Linked DNA regions of Homo sapiens: region 1 is linked to region 2. The links are chromatin loops, found by intact Hi-C in ENCODE. Cell type or tissue: mucosa of descending colon. All regions are shown on one strand. Links, peaks and the distances in the headings refer to the core of each region. The heading gives the core; the rest is flanking DNA.

Region 1 (8,331 bases), core at 322-8,321, 65 kb after region 2:
AGGACCTCACCAGGTTAGTGACTGAACCAATGTTCTGGGGAGGGATGTAATGGAAAGAGCATGGGTTTGGCAGAGTTGAGTTTTAGTCCCAGCTTTGCCATTTACTAACTGGTGGCCATGGGCAGTTACTTTGCTTTTCTGGTCCTCGGTTTTCTTGTTTGATTCTTAACTTACAGCTTTGGGGTGGTAGTTAAAATAAATGAGGTAACGTATTATGGTTCTAGCATAGTGCCTGGCGCATAGTTAACACTACATTTATTTATCCATGCTGCAAATTTTTGTCTACTTTGGAACTAGGCATTGTGCTAGTGCATAGTAGTAAACAAAAATAGGTATTGTCTTTGCTATCATGGAATTAGACTCTCAGAAAAATGAGATTTTTATTATGAATGTACTATAAACACATCTAGGTATTTAGTCTCATAGTAACTGACATCTTTGGTCCGATTTTTCCAATTTGTCCTGTTTGGCAGTTCTTATCCCTTACTGGGAACCAAATGAATACAGACCTGCCCACGTGAGGCATTTCTATACCCCTGAGCTTGACCAGGAAGATTCCGTTTGGGTTAATAACTTCCTGAAAGTGGCTTTTCTAAGTGGGAAATGTCAGAACTGTCTAGGCCAACTGTTTGCAGATGTGATGGAGAAGTGAGTTGTCAGCTGATGGTGCAAGCAGGCAGGAAAAATCCAGTTGCTGTTAAATTAGGCTTTTGCAAATTGTCATCATCCTAAAGTCAAACCTGGGACCCCTCTCTTAAGGTACCTGTGGGAGCTTGGGCTGCTTCTACTCACATCTTGATTAGGATAGTTCATAAGAAAACTAGAAATATTTCGCTCTTAAGAAAACCAAGTGAAAAATACAGCTCCACTTATAAACACTATCAGAAACATTACCGAGTTCAGAGATGAGATCCAGTGTGAAACTAGAAGACTGTTCCCGTCACTTGTCAACCTTTGGGCTGGGGCATTTCTGCCTTTGCTGACAGTAGAGCGTGCCATTCAATCTCTCTCAACTGTTTATTTTAAACTTGCTTATTATTTTAGGTATGAAACTGATAAAGTGCTCTGTCTCCCCTGTGTTTTCTGGCCTGTTAACATTCTGCAGCCGAAACCAGAGAGCAGTTTGAGAGGAGCTCAGGGAGAAATGTGATACTTAAAATTAGCCAGCAAGCTCCACTCTTGTTGAACTTAAAAAGATGATGGGCCTGGAAAGAGGTTGGGAGTGTAATTTGTTAAATGTTAACCTCTGAGAAAATGAGGGGCAGGAATGAGGCTGAGGGAGATTCTCGCTGGGGACAGATTGAGGGAAAAGGATTTGATGCATTATGTCGATACGGATTTAGGAATGGTAACCACCACAATTGCATTCTGAAAAGCCTGTGTTGGGACTTCTGTGGCAAAGGATCTCATGGCAAATCAGGAAGACTGAATTAAGATCCATTTCAAAAGGCCTCCTGTTGGTATTTCCTCTTTCCTTTCTCTTCAGGATTATGTTTGTTTAACGTTCTGTATAGAATTTGGGGCCATGAAGAGACTGGGTGAAACAGACTAAACTTAACTAGTCTCTTTTGCCAGATTGTTCCGTTTTATCTTTCATTACCATCTGAACCAACAGGTACTTTTCCCCCTACCTTTTCCTCTTTCTCACAGCAATTTCTATCTCCCAGATAACTGACACCTTTTAACAGTTGTCTAGATACAGGTTTATTTGTTTATTCATTGTTGTCCTCTTCCCTTTCATCCGTCCATGCATACATTGATTTATCGTCAAAGCATTATTGAGCACTTTTTCTGTGCTGATTAATATGTGCTGTGGATACAGAGAGAAAATATATTGTCCCCACCTTCCAGAAGCCTAGAACCTGATGTGAAGGGTCAAACAAGTAAACCAACATGTATAAAACTATACAGCAAAGCTGAGTGGTGAAGACCAAATGACTTGGAGTTGGTCAGACCTGGGTTTGAATTCAGGTTCCATTAAGAGCTGTTGTGATCTTGGGCAAGTTACTCTGTATGCCTCAGTGTCCTTGTCTATAAGGTAGAAATAATAATAACTATCTCATAGAGTTAATATGATATTGACAGCAAATACATTATAGAAAGCATTTATCATGATGTCTTGCTTATAGGAAGTATTCAGTAAATATAGGCAATTATTATTATGGAAATGTGCTTGGATGCTGGGGGCTTGTAAAAGGGGTTTATAGTCCAGCCTAGGAGATCAGACAAGATTACTGAGATTAGATGCCACTGTATCTGACTGTTAAGGAATGAGCAGGATTTATCTGAACAGAGAAGAGTGTTCTCAGTAGAAGGAAAAATATATGCAAGGGTCCTGAAGCAAGACAGAACAGAGTTTATTAGAGAATATTAGAGTGTATTAGAGAAATTAAAACACAGAATGTCAAGAAGTAATAATAGTCAGCATTTAGTGGGACACAGTTTAAATGCTTTTCCTACATTCTGTCATTTAGTATTCATAAAAACCCCATGAAATATAAGTACAATTTTTTTTTTTTTTTTTTGGAGTCAGAGTCTTGCACTGTCGCCAGGAGTGGAGTGCAATGGCGCGATCTCGGCTCACTGCAACCTCCTTCTCCCGGGTTCAAGCGATTCTCCTGCCTCAGCCTCCCAACTAGCTGGGATTATAGGTGCCCACCACCATGCCCAGCTAATTTTTTGTATTTTTAGTAGAGACAAGGTTTCACTATGTTGGCCAGGCTGGTCTCAAACTCCTGACCTCGTGATCCACCCGCCTCAGCCTCCCAAAGTGCTGGGATTACAGGCGTGAGCCACTGTACCCGGTGAGATATAAGTACAATTTTTATGTCCCATTTAGAAATCAGGAAACAGGCCAAGAAGGCTGAAGGGGGTCTACCCATGGTCACACAATCAGAAAGTGGCAGAATTGGTATTTGAACTCAGGTAATTGGTCTTCAGAATAACAAAGACTTTTACCATTATACCTCCCGGACTTTTCCAGGTTGAAGCCACTGCTGTCAGCAACCTTCTGTCTTATGATGACATTGAATCTGGTTGAGTATCTCAAATCAGATCTTTGGGCCACAGTATGGTACTGCATTATTCTAACAACATATTGCCAGGACAACTCCAATTTGTTTAAGACTCCATTTCCCCCCTTTTCTCTTTGTGTCTCAGAATGAGCCATCCTTGAGTGGTTCCTACTGTGAATAGTAAGGTTTTTCTTCTAGTTCTCATTTGCATGGGAAATAAGGGAGTTTGAATAATGCCTCTTTTCCATCTGTAACTGTGGCTTTATTGCTTGCCTTCTTGCCATTTTTGAAAATTTTTCCCAGGGTTTTCCAGAATTTAGATGCAGATAAAGATTATATCCAGGATAATAGGAAAATGTTAATAGTTTTGTTGTTGTTGTTGTTGTTGTTGTTGTTGTTGTTGTTTGTTTAATGGGCTAGTTCTAAAGGGGATCTAAGTACCAAAATGAAGGGTCGTATAAGCAAATGGTTCCAAATCTGGCTGTGTCAGAATAATGTGGTGAACCTAAAAAAAAAATTACAAGCTTCCCCAAATCACAGGCTCCGAAGCCTCTGCAGAATCAGGATCTCTCCAGGGTGGGGCCCAGGAATCTAATTTTCAAAGCTCCCTGGTGATTCTGATGCACAGCCGGATTTGAGTTCCATTTGTAAGGGAAAGAGCCTTGACTGAAATCAGAATTAAGCACACCTGAGTTTGGGTCTTGGCTCTTGTTTTTCCTCTTGTTACCCCTATGATCTTGGCCTGTTTATTCTTCCCAAGTCTTATTTCCTCATCTGTAAAGTGGGGGTAATAATGCAGTGTTACAGGGTTGTTGTAAGGACTAAAAGGGATAGTAAGAGGTACAGTCCTCACTCTAATCCTCTAAGGTAGTTATTTTTTGACTGAATTGGAAACCAAGGCACAGAGAAGATAAATAACTCACCTGAGGTTTCATAGCAAGTAAATGACAGAGTTGCTTGTGAGGGTGATCAGCTGTTTCCAGTTTTAGTTCTAAAAGCCCTGTCACAGAAAATTCTTCAGCTCCAGGCAAACCAGGATGGTTGGCCACCCTAGTTGCTGGTGATGAATTCCAACTTAGTTCTGTCAACATTTCAAGCTTTTCTATCACGATACTGCTGTTCCTGTGAAAGCCCCTTGTACACTCTTGTCACATTGATAAGAATCCCTAAATGTTTGTTGAATCTGAATTATTATTATTATTTTGAGACAAGATCTCACTCTGTTGCCTAGGGTGGAGTGCAGTGGCCAGTACGGCTCACTGTAACCTCTACCTCTTGGGTTTGAGCAATCCTCCCACCTCAGCCTCATTGCTGAGTAGCTCATCTTCCAGGCACATGCCACCATACCTGCTAATTAAAAAAAAATGTTTTTGTAGAGATGTGGTCTTGCTGTTTTGCGCAGGTTGGTCTCAAACTACTGCCCTCAAGCATTCCTCCCACTTCACTCCCAAAGCTCTGGGATAACAGGCATGAGCCACTGCATCCAACCTGAATCTGAATTAGATAGGACTTAGATTTGGGGCTACTAAGGTTCTTTGGAATTCTAAAACTCTGTAATTTTTCTTTTAGGATCCCTTGACAAGATTGCTGTGGTAACTGCTGACGGGAAGCTTGCTTTAAACCAGATTAGCCAGATCTCCATGAAGTCGCCACAGCTGATTTTGGTGAATATGGCCAGCTTCCCAGAGGTAAGATGGCCTTGCTAAAATCTCTCTCCGTGGTCTCTTTTGGAATGGAGGAGACTGGGTCATATCAGGAGGAAGTGTTCCTTCAGCTTAGGATGAAACAAGAGAGAAGACATAATAAAGAGAACTTAAGGATAAGGCAAAGCTCTTTTCCTGTTGCCAGATTCCTTTTCTGTTAAACTCAGATGCTACAGAGGCTAGGTAAGTTGTTTGAATACCCAAACGGGTCCCATCTAAGAAAAACAATACTGGAGATGCAGTGATTGGTGCTTGGCCAGCGTGAAAAGGCTCTGGTGAGCTGGAGAGCCTGTACCTTGTGTGAGTGGAATGCCTCTGCCCAGCTCCTGCTGATCATTGCCAGGCACAATGTAGGCCTGGTAATCAGTGTTACCTGATACTACGATTTTTATTTCCAGAAGAAGCTAGTAACACAAATTTTTATGTGACATCTTTATTCTGTAAATGTTGATGACTAATTGAGTTTTTTTTTTAAAGACTATGAAGCAAATAAAACAATACTTTAATGGGCCAAATGTGGCCTGAGGGCCACCAATTTGTGACCTCTGCATTAGTATTTGGAGCAGACCCTCCAGGAAGTCCTTTTATACTAGACTGACCATTGCAGAATATTGCATGGAGCACAGTGCTTCCAAAACTGGAAGGTGGGTTGTATTAGGTCATTGCATCTTTGAAGCTTTATGATTTTAAGTGTAGTTGAAGAAGGTAATTGGGCTTTTTGTTATTGGTCCACTAGGAATTGGCCTGGATTAGGAGTCTTAGAGTACCTGGAATCCGGTCCCATCTCTACCACCAACTGGCTGTTTGACCTTGGGCAAGTTGCTTCACTCTCTGGGCCTCCATTTCCTCATCTGCTAATATAAGGTGAAGGAATCCTCCTGTTCTTATTGTCTATTTCAGTAGTTGTATTCCAAAGTCATAGACCAAGGTTGGACCTGTTGTATTTGACAAACTAGGCTAGAGATAGGAGAAAGGGAAAGCCCTTGCTGTGAACACACTGTTTCAAATCAAAGGGCTCTGATAGCTAATGGGCCAGGCACACCTGTGGGTGTGCTGTTACCACTCCCCTACTCCATTCTCCATACTATAACCAGAATGAGTTTTTGAAAAATATATATTGTGCCAGGCGTGGTGGCTCATGCCTGTAATCCCAGCACTTTGGGAGGTTAAGGTTAGAGGATCACTTGAAGCCAGGAGTTCAAGACCAGCCAGGGCAACATAGTGAAACCCTGGCTCTACAAAAATTTCAAAAATAAAAAAATTAGTGAGGTGTGATGGCACACACCTGTAGTGCTAGCTACTCAGGAAACTGCAGTGGAAGGACCGCTTGAGTCCGGGAGTTTGAAGCTGCAGTGAGCTATGATCATGCCACTGCACTGCAGCCTGGGTGACAGAGCAAGACCTTGTATCTTAAATAAACAAGGAAAAAAAAATATATGTATAAAAGATTTTGTCAGTTGTCATTCCCATGCTTTGCCTTTATTGGTGGCTTCTAGCAATCTTTAAGAAACAGTCCAAAATCCTCACTGTGGCCAAGAAACAGTCCAAAATCTTCATTATGGCCTAGATGGCTTTGCTTGATCTTGCCTCTGTTTTTTCAGTTTTGCCAGTCTTGTGCCACTGTCATCCTTGTACAATGCTTTAGCCACATTGGTCTTTCAGTTCCTCAAACACACCAAACCCTTTGCATCCTTAGAGCCTTTGCATATCCTGTTCCCATTGCATGGAACACTGTTGCATGGCTAATTGCTACTTATATTTTGGATCATGGCTTAAACGTCACTTTCTTAAGGAAGCCTTTCCTGACCTCTCCAATCTAAATTATTCTTCCACACTAAGTTCTCCTATACAGCACAATTCTTTTTCTTTATTGCACTTATTACTAGTGTACATTTGTGTACACATTTATTTTTCATCTCACTTTTACTAGAGTGTAAGCTTGGAATGTAGGAATGTCTAATTTGCTCATTGTGTCCAACACCAAACAGTGCCTGGCACATGGCACCATTTGGTAAATTTTCCTTGAATGGATGAATACCTGTTATTAGGTTGATAAAAGGGAGGCACTCATTTCTGATGTTAGTGAGGAACAGAGAAATTGATGAAAAGGGAACTGTCAACTGTTTCTCTTTCTGGGCCCCTCTGAACCACTGAGGCCTCTCCTCCTTGTTCATCTAATCCCGTAGGCACTGTGGGCCAATTTAGGGAATAGCCTCCTAATTACACAGCTTGAAGACCTCATCAGGCAGATTGCTTTTCAGAGCCAGCCACTTCTTTTATTAAATAGCAAATGGCATTCACAGAAGAAGCACCTGATTGGCCACCAGAGCATCTTATGAAGCAGGAGGAGATATTAACAGCTTAATTTTTTCTTAGGAAGTTGGGGTATATCTTCATTTTTCAACTCAGACATCTTTGCCATTTGTTCAAGTTGAAATTCCATGGGTTTTGAAAAAATCCTTACAAGTATATCAGTAGAGAGGTTCATTTACAGGAACAGAATGAGGAAGTGTGAGTTACATTGTCTTTTGAATTCCTTTATCTCGTCTGTTGTATATATTAAACAAATAGCTCTAACTAAAGATTTCCTTCCTCCAGCTTCGAAGCTGACCGTAGAGTACCCAGGTTCATAGCTTTAAAATGCTGAGCTAATCCTGTGTTTATGTAATTTCTGTTTCACATACAGTTGGCTTTCTTTCCAAACCTGAGCATTTCCGTGTCATGCTGTAGTGACACGATGCAGATTTACATGCATGATCTTTTTGAATGCATTGAAGACAGAAAACTGTGTTGCATTTGTTTAACATGTGTCCTGCTTGATAAATGATACACATAGTTGCTGCCTTCCATAAACTTGCCTGCAGCTAGAGTTAATGATGGGAAAGAAAAGAAGGGAATAAAAACCACAGCATGATTTGAACAAAACAAGCCAAATGAAAAAAAATAAAAATAAAAAACCACGCACAACTCTGCAGGCACCATTATTGCTCTTGCGGAAGGAAGAAAATGAATGTGTATTGATTGTCTGCTTTGTTGCTAGTCTCTTTCTCATGTTTTGTTTCCTATGATCAGTACAGGTACTCTGTAAAATTAGGCATTATTTATTTCATTTTATAGATGAGGAAACTGAGACTCAAAGCAGTAAAATATTTCCACTAGGTTTACACTGTTGTGACAGAGCCAGGATTTGAACATATCTCTGTTGGATGTGAAAAAGCCTGTGCTCCTTTCACCATTCGTTTGTTAATTCAGCACATATTTTTTGAGTCCTTGCAAGTGATTAGTTTCTATTTGAGGTGCTGGGAATTCACTGATTATTAAGACAGACTATGTGTCTACTTTCATAGACTACATTCTAAGGACTTACTGGGATATGAAGAAAATGGAAGGCCAGTAATTGATATGGCACTAGCAGAGTTGACTTGAATTTAAATTCTCAAGGACTTGTTCACCTGTCTACAAAAGTCTTATTTTTTTGTTGTTGTTGCTATTTAGCACAGATTAGCTTAGAATAACAAAGGCAGACACTACTAATTGATCACATCACTCTTCTCTGCCTGACGCCCAGATGAGATTTGTGATTTTTCTCAACACTCTACTCCAAGCAGCCACAA
Region 2 (8,331 bases), core at 265-8,264:
CTAGGAAAGCAGGCAGGGCAAGGATTGGTGTGTTGGTTTTTTAGATGGGAAACTAAAACAGAGGCAGCTACATCCCAGAAGCCTCCTTGGCTTTATGAGATCTGATTAAGGTGCCCTAGAGCTTAGGGCCAAGGTGGTGTGGTATGGTATGATATGGTATGGTATGGTAGTTAAGAGGCTGGGCTTTGGAGCTAGGCAAATCTACTAGTATGTAATTTTTGGCAAATCCTGTTTCTTCTTCTGTAAAATGGGGCCGTGCCACCTACTTCCTAGGGCTGTTGTAAGGATTACATAAAATAATCCCTGTTACAGAGAAGTTAGCAGCTTTCACAGACCCTAACAGGGAAATTAGAGAAAGAGTCCCTGCCTCTGCCCACAGCCAAGCACTGCCCTTTCCCAGCTCCATCCCATCTGTGACCCTGTCCCCAGGATCCGTGGAAGACCTGGATCTTGTTCCTGGGCAATCTGGGGAATCACAATGTCAGAGCCAGAAGAGATTTAGGGATCATTCTAGTCCAGTATCTGTCTTGCACAGATGTAGGGACTGAGGCCCAGAGAGAAAAGGAAACCTCATATGTCAACACAGTATGGGAGAGCCTGGTCTCCAGACTCAGAAACCTGGTCCTTTCCCCTTATAGTTAGAGACCCTGGTCCAGGATGAAAACCCTTCCTCAAACCTCTGGCTTGGAGCTGCTAGGATAGGAAATGGGAGAATGGGAGCCAAGTCATCTCTCCAGGACTGGCCCAAGCCTGGTCCCAGGCAACCGGAGGGGATGAGCCCCCAGGCCAATGAGAGCTGTCCAAAGGTGGAGTAGGCTGCCCGATTATGAGAACCATCTCTAGGGTTCACTGAGTGCCTCCTGGCTTTACAACACATCAGCTAGCTCATCTATCTTTGGGAAGGTGTTCTGTTGTTAACGCCATTTTACTGATAAGGAAACATAGTTACAAAGGAGGGCAGTGACTTCTGACTCCTAAGCAAAAGATCGACCCGGAAGTGCAAGATCTGTTCGCCGCCCCACCCCTACGCTGCCTGCGGGACTATACCGGGAGGGCCCAATCGGTAGAGGAGTGTGGGTGGTTCCTGGGGTGCTGGGGTGGGGTGGGGTGGGAAAGGGCTGGGGGCAGAGGTGCCAGGCGGAGCAGGTTGGGTACCGTTCTCGGCGGCCCTCTTGAGGTTCTCAATCATGGTGTCGTAGTGGATGCGGCAGAGCACCTTCTCCTCGACCAGGCCGAACTCCTCACCAGTGGACAGCTGGCGCTTGCACGAGAAGCAGGCGAAGCAGGCCAGGTGGTAGGCGTTGCCGCGAGCTCTCCGCACCCAGTCGCTGGCGTAGATCTGTCGGCCGCACCGGGCACACTTGGTCCCGAATCGGCTGCAGGTCGAGAGGACAGGCACGGGGTGTCGAGACTCAGACAGGCCAACCTTCCTCCTTCCACCACCCAATGGCCCGCCAGCCCCCAGGCTCCTGGCCTCTAAGTCTTCAACTCAGGCATTAGCCTTAGCTTGGACGCAACAACACTCTACACCTAGTCCCACCTAGGAGATGAACTGGTGGGTGATTTTTATTTTCTTCTTGGTGTTTTTCTGAATTTTCCAAATTTTCTACGATGGTCACTTATATTTGCATATTAATTTGTTTGTTAAAAATACATCACAAGTTAGAAAAAACACAATAATAGTAATAATAAGCAAGTTGTTGAGCACTTACCACTTGCCCAGCAAGATTCTAATTGTTTTACATTGATTATCCCAATTAATCCTCATTTTGCAGGTGAGGAAAATGGGGACTAGAGAGGTAAAGTAACTTGCAGGAGGTCACACCGCTTGCAATGATAGGAACCCTAGCGATCCTGCTCCAGAGATGAATATAAGCTATAGCGCCAGCTGTACAGAAGTGCAGTTTCTTAGATGAACAGACAGATAAGCACTTACTGGCTTTGTGACACTAGGCAAACTGTTTAACTCTGAGTTCTCGTTTTCCTTGTCCTGCACTGAACTAGATGACAACAGCAATGACTACTACTGTTTGTTTAGTGCTTTGCAGTTGGCTAAGTACCCAGCAAGTCCCTCTGGAGCCTGTGACATTCTATTAATAATACCAAATGTTAAAAAGACAAAAATAAAAATAAAAAGCCCAGATCGAATGTCTTCTTGCCCCTCAAGCCTTCCTTGATTCTACGACTTCTCCTTCTCCCTTCTGGTTTTGTAGTCTGGCAATTTGGGTGCAGCTGCCTCCAACACCAGACTGGAAGCCCCTCCAGGAGGCAGCGGAGTCTGGTTTACTCCATCCCAGAAGTCAGCCCAGGGCCTGATCCCGGGCACCAGGGAAAGTGTGTTCTTTAAAGTGGATGACTCACCTGTGACTCTGTCCCAACCCTAGCAGCCTGTTTCCTCTGGTACACCCTCTATTTCAGAGAATGGTGCCACCACTTACCCAGCCCCTGAAGCTTGAAAATCATAATCATGCACTCCTCTCTCTCCTCAACCCCTCATCCAGCCAATCATCGATGCTGTTGGTTCTGTTTCCCAAGTATCTCTGGGATCCATCTCCTTCTCACCATCTCCACTGTTGCCCTCCTAGGCCAGGCTCCCATCATGCAACCCTCACTGTCAACCTCCTCCCCGGTCTCCCTGTTTCCAGTCTCGCCCCTGCCAACCCATCCTCCACAGAGCAGTCAAAGCAAAGTTTCCAGCATGCACATGAAATCCTGTTTCTGCCTTGCTTACAATCCTATGGTGGCTCCACTCTACCCTCAGGATCTGGTCCAAAACCCTTGGGGTTTGCAAAACCCAAGCGACCACATCCTCTTCAGGCCCATCTCCTCCCTAACCTTCAAGATATGCCGCCCCACCATCCAGGCATGTGTCCCAGTCAGCCACAATGGAAGGTCACTCCCAGGTCTTTATGGCCTCCTCTGAAGCACTTTCCCACCCCCAGGCCTTTGCACTGACCTACCCTCCCCCAGAGTCCCACGGCACCCTGCACCGCTCTCTCAGCGCTGACCACACTGGTTTGTAAATGTTTCGTTTCTGGCTCTTCTCTTCCACCCCTTCCACCTTCCCAGAGTTGGGGTCCCGGGGTTGGGTGTGGGGGACCAAGAAGATTTGCCTCTGCGTCCCCAGGGCGGGCACCCCTCCACCCGGGGGAGCATTCGGAATCGCTTGTGTGTGCACGGAGGAAACAGTCCGGCAAAAAGGCTCTGGTTACAGCCTGCCTGCCTTGGCAAATTCAAGCAACTGTCAGTTGAAAAAAACAGCGTTGGGTTGGACTGAGTGCAGGAGCCCAGAGGCTTCTGCCAGTCTCCGCTCGCAGATTCAACCCCAACCCTACTGTCTCCAACGAGGAGCGCGACAGGACCCTTCCGCAGGCGGCGCGGTTCCCTCAGGAGGCGCAGAGCACCTTCGTTGAATCCACCGCTCCCCTAAGCACAGGCGGTTCCGGACCTCGGAAACGCGGCTTCCCCAGCGGAGTGCCCAGCCCAGACCACGGTCTCTGTTCCCCGTCCCGCAGTAAAGGGGAGAGGAAACAGCTTTGCCCAACCCAGCCTACTCCCCCTCGAAGAGCCGACCCCGGGTTCCGCCACCCGGCTGGTGGTATCCGGATTGGGAGCACTTTCTGGCCTCTGAGGGGAGGCTGGCTTCCGATTATTTGTGCTGCGGGAGGAGGGGGAGCCCAGCCGCGCGTAGAGACCTTACTACGGGCCGGGGTCCTGGGCCTCAACGTTGCGCCACCTCGGCTTCGTCGCAACCCGGTGAGGTGGGGACTCTGGCATCCGGTTTTCATAGGAGGAATCGAAGGTTCAGAGCCGGCGAGTGATTTGCCGGAAACTCCACAGGGTATGAGGCTGGGGTTGAGACCCCCTCCAAGGTGCAAAAAGTACCTAGAACCTGCGGAGCAACTGGACTGGCGACGAGGAAAGCTGGAATCCCGCATGGATGAACAGGAAGCGGGGCTGGTCTGGCAGCGCCGCGTCCTCTCTCCGGGCCGCTGATTCTGGAATCTCCAGCGCGGGGCCAAGGGCCCACGCTCCTGGAGAAGGCGGTGAGTGCGTCCTCAGGGAGCGGACAGAGCCGGAGCAGGAAAGGTCATGGCCATCAGAAGCCGGGCAAGAGCGGCTGAGCCTTCTGTGCGCTTGGCTCGTGGGATTCTTTCCCCCTTGGCCAGGGACACGTCAAAGACTCTCCGCGCACCGCGATCTTCCTGTCCCGCGAGTCCCCGACGCCCGAGTCCGTTCTGCGCCTACACAGGTAGGTCAGTCACAGTGTCCTCATACCCTTGGTCCGAGGTAGGCGCCGCTAGTGAACTCTCAGCAACTTTCTCATGCTCCGCGTGTCTCCCGAAATGCTGGAAGCTGTCCCAGCTCTAGGATCCTCCTGTGCTCCTCGTGGCTCAGCTCAGTTTACGAAATCGTCCTCGCGCCAGATCCTTGAGGTGGGGTTAGGGGGGATTATGTAGGTTTGGTTGCATTGCAGACTGCCCTGCAGCGTGTCCCTCACCCAGGACAGGAGTCAGCAGCACGAAGGGCGCGAGGAGGCTTATCGATCCAGGCTCCGACAGAACGACAGACTCCTTCCCAGGCGGGCTGCGAGGCCGGAGCCACTGGATTCCAGACACAGCGAAATCGGCGGCGGAGACAACGAAACTTCAAGAAACAGATGTGCAGGAACTGCCACCAGAGCACCAAAGGGATTAGGGGGTGTGTCCACTGCCACCCCAGCCTTGCTGTGAGGTCCGGGCCTTGCGTCCCTGGATCCCGGCGTGTGAAGGACCTAGGTGCAAAGGATGCGCGGCGCTTTGGGGAGAGGTGTTACTGCTCATCCTGGCAACTGCTAAAAAGAGTAAGGTGGGCGTCGCGCACCGCAGTGCCCTCTACCCCCTGAAAGGAGAGCAGAGATATCTGGGTACTCGTGGTTATATGAAGGGAGCCCTGCGCCCTTGACCAAGTCAGACTCACTTTCCCAGCCTACTATGCTGGATACCTAGTAAGCGCTTGGTAATTATTTGTTGGATGAATGAGCCTCAACGAAAGAGCCCATCTGAGTTTCACCTCGACCCCTTCTCCCACTATTAAGCTACCCCTTTTCTGTACAAGGAAACCAAACCTCAGAGTGGAAACGCCAATGTTAGTTACCAAGCTATTGAGCCGAGAGGCCGAAACTCAAACGGAGGTTCACTTATTTTAGGTTCAAGACCTTCTTGAAGGCTTTAGATCCTGTGAGGCGAACAAGGTGGGTTGGAGGTGGGGCCCTACCTATTCTCTCTGCTCCTTCCCTTCTAGGTAAACCCGTAGGGGAAGAAGCCAGAGGGGGAAAAAAAACCCAGAACCAGCAATTAAGAGGTTAAAACGACCGCTTCTCGGAGGTCCCGGCCCCGAGGCTCCTCCCCCAGCTCCCCTCTCGGCTCCCCCAACATCTGTCCCCCAACAGCTGGCCGCCGCTGGGCCGCTCTCTGCCGCGGTGGGGGGCCGCTTCCCGCTCTGCGCTTCCCCTGGGACCCTCGCTTTGCGGGAGGGGGTAGGCTTCTCCCGCTGGAGCCCGCGACAGAGCTTGGGCTCAAGGCGGAGGGCCAGAGAAGGCTAGGGGCTTGCATGAAGTCGTTTGGGCCTAGCTGGGAAGAGGAACTTTAGCCTCCAGGGCACTCACTGAACCCCCACCCCCATAAACACGAGGGGAAGCAGTTAACCCTTTACTCCCCACTCCCATTGTCAGAAGGCAGGAGGGCCAGGGACCGCAGTGACCTGATATTGACAAAGGTGCTCCATTCACAGGCCTCTGAGGTCACTCCTGCCTAAGTGTTGCAAGATCACCCAGGGAGCCACACATCAGAAAACACAGCGGGCGTGCCAACCAAACTGGGCAGGGACTCTTTGGATCAGCAGAGAGGGGCCCCACGATGCACAGACGGGTGGCTGATATATCTCACCTATAGAAGAGTATGGGGGTGTTTAGGGGCAGGGATGGCGGAGCCAGGCAGCTATAGGGCTTATCTAGTCTCTACCACTTAGCCCTGTGACCTCATCTCTCAGGGCCTCAGTTCCTCGATCCCACCCCCACGCCACCATACTGTGGGATTATGAGAGTATCATACACACAAGGTGGACCTGAGAATTAAATGAGATAAAGCAGGTAAAGGGTTAGCCCAATTCCTGGCTTAGACAAGAACTCCATACGTTATGATGACTGGTGTCCTGTGTCACTGTAAGCAATGGCACTTTCCCAGGACATTAGTCTCCCCAACTATACAGCAGGCATGATGTTCCAGCAGGCTGGGGGAGCCAGGTGGGCACTGCAGATCGGGCCATGCCCTATTGTAGGGCAGCAGCTGCAGGTATGTCTGGGGCTATGGTTGTCGGTAGCAGGGGAAATGTGAATGTCCCGGAAAGGAGCACTATTCTTCCTCCAGAATTTTCTTCCATTTTTGGAAGAAAACAGAAAGAAAAATGGTCTTCACCAAAAGGTGAAGAAATTAAGAGTCCTGTCACATTTTTCTGGTGGTATTTTTTTTTCCTGCTGGGAATCTCAGGGAGTAAGGGGAGGTAGAGATCTGGATAAACGCACAAGGGTTGGTAAGGACCCTGTTTAGAGTGTGAATTGGAGAAACTGAGGCAGAGTCCAGTGGCCTGGCCAAGGACACGCAGCCAATGAGAACCAACCTCTCCCAACAATGCAAATGAGCCAGGAGCAGCACTGGACCTCCATGTCTTCTCTAAGCTTTGCAGACCCTCTCCCTGGTGAACTTGGAGTTCCTTCCTAACCTTTAATTCCCTGAGCCACCAGTGCTAGCTCTGCCAATGGAGACTGAAGGAGGGTCTATAAGATGATGTCAAGGAGGGACAAGGTGGGGGATAGAACCTAGGTGACCCTCTTCCCTGGGGAAAATGCCAGAGGTTAGAGGACCATGGGATCTCCATGCTCCCCCTCCATGGGGCCTTGGCCACTCCCTTCCTCCCCCTTGCCCCGTTGGGAGCTCTTGGCCTCTCTTTGGGCAGAGTGCTCCAGTCCACATCCTACCAGACCCTTGACCCCGGGCTTCAGGAAACAGAAGCCTAGAGAACCTCAGCATGTGACCCCTCCCTGGGCCCCAGCTCCTTAGAGGAAAATTCTGCCTCCCACGCCACCATTCACACTCTCTCCAGGAAGAACTTCCTCATAGCAGCCACCCAGAGCTTGGGCTGCAGTGCAGTGCAGACAATAGTCCTTGCCTGGCACTCGATCGGCTTTTTCTTTCCCTTTTTGTGGGTTTTATTATTTTTGTTACAGGTGGGGCTGCCAGGGATGGGTTATGCCTGCAGGGGGAGAAATGATCAGAAGAGCCACAATTCTACCCTCAACCCAGGGAATGTGAGCTTTTACTGCCTCCATTTTCTTAACCAGAAATCTGGTTTAGTTTTGCTTTCAGGGCTCTTGTCATTGGAAAAAGATTAGTGCTCAGAACCTGCAGCCCAGAAATGGCCCAGTCCCATCCCTCCAGGCAGGCTCTGCTCCTCAAGCTGCGTGGGGAAATGCCATCATGGGCTTGTGCCCAGCATCCACCCTGCCAATGATGACAACAGTGATAATCGAGGCATTCATACCAACCACCATTTAGGGAGCCTTTATAGAGACTTCCCCCCAACAGTGGCCTCTTTGGCAGCTCTGGGAGACAGCCTTGGAAAGGGCGAACTAAGGGCCGAGAGAAGCAGCAACTTGCGAAGGTCACTACTGGCCAGACTGGGCCCAGTCTCCTGCCTCTTCCCACAGTGGCTGCACACCCTACTCTCTACCCCATTGCAGTAGGAAGAGAACTCCAGAATAAGGGGAGGCTCTGAACAGTGGAGTCAGGATCCGTGTTTTGACTAGTTTCAAGGTCTAGTAAAGCACAGTATCCAAGGAGGCTCAGTCCAGCATGGGCATGGGCTAGGGCTGGAGAAGTAGAAAAGAAATTTGGGCAAGTAGTGAATAAGACTGCCAAATCTATTGTTAGGAGAGCCAGGAGAGGTGTCCTAGTGGTGCCTTAGTCTATGGGAGAGACCCAGACACCATTCTGCTGGGTTCCCAAGCTGGCACCTTAAATTTAGTAGCTGATGAATCCAAGGAGCCCCCAAGCATCATCTGGCATGTTTTTTTGTATGTTTGTTTGTTTGTTTTTTGAGACAGAGTCTCTCTCTGTTACCCAGGCTGGAGTGTAGTGACGTGATCTTGGCTCACCACAATGTCCGCCTCCCAGGTTCAAGTGATTCTCTTGCCTCAGCCTCCTGAGTAGCTGGGACTACAGGCACGTGCCACCACACCTGGCTAAGTTTTGTATTTTTAGTAGAGATGGGTTTCACCATGTTGGCCAGGATGGT

Evidence for each region. Peaks named below come from ENCODE experiments on the same cell type or tissue, not always from the same donor. Only the 100,000 strongest peaks of a DNase experiment are listed, where the experiment ranks them.
Region 1: a loop joins it to region 2, with 4 times the contacts of the local background. A loop is called at or near these places in 2 of 110 quality-filtered maps.

What each region holds. Positions count from the first base shown.
Region 1 is chr9:122,280,586-122,288,916 of GRCh38, forward strand. MRRF (mitochondrial ribosome recycling factor) reads left to right here. Exons shown (of 7, transcript NM_138777.5): 3 at 1-13; 4 at 4,584-4,702. Among named protein-coding and RNA genes, the nearest start is that of MRRF, 20 kb to the left of the region's middle. In mucosa of descending colon, for the core only: no CTCF peak of the experiment used is centred there; no DNase peak of the experiment used is centred there.
Region 2 is chr9:122,215,913-122,224,243 of GRCh38, forward strand. LHX6 (LIM homeobox 6) reads right to left here. Exons shown (of 10, transcript NM_014368.5): 5 at 1,156-1,376. Among named protein-coding and RNA genes, the nearest start is that of LHX6, 8.9 kb to the right of the region's middle. In mucosa of descending colon, for the core only: no CTCF peak of the experiment used is centred there; a DNase peak (open chromatin) is centred at 4,169.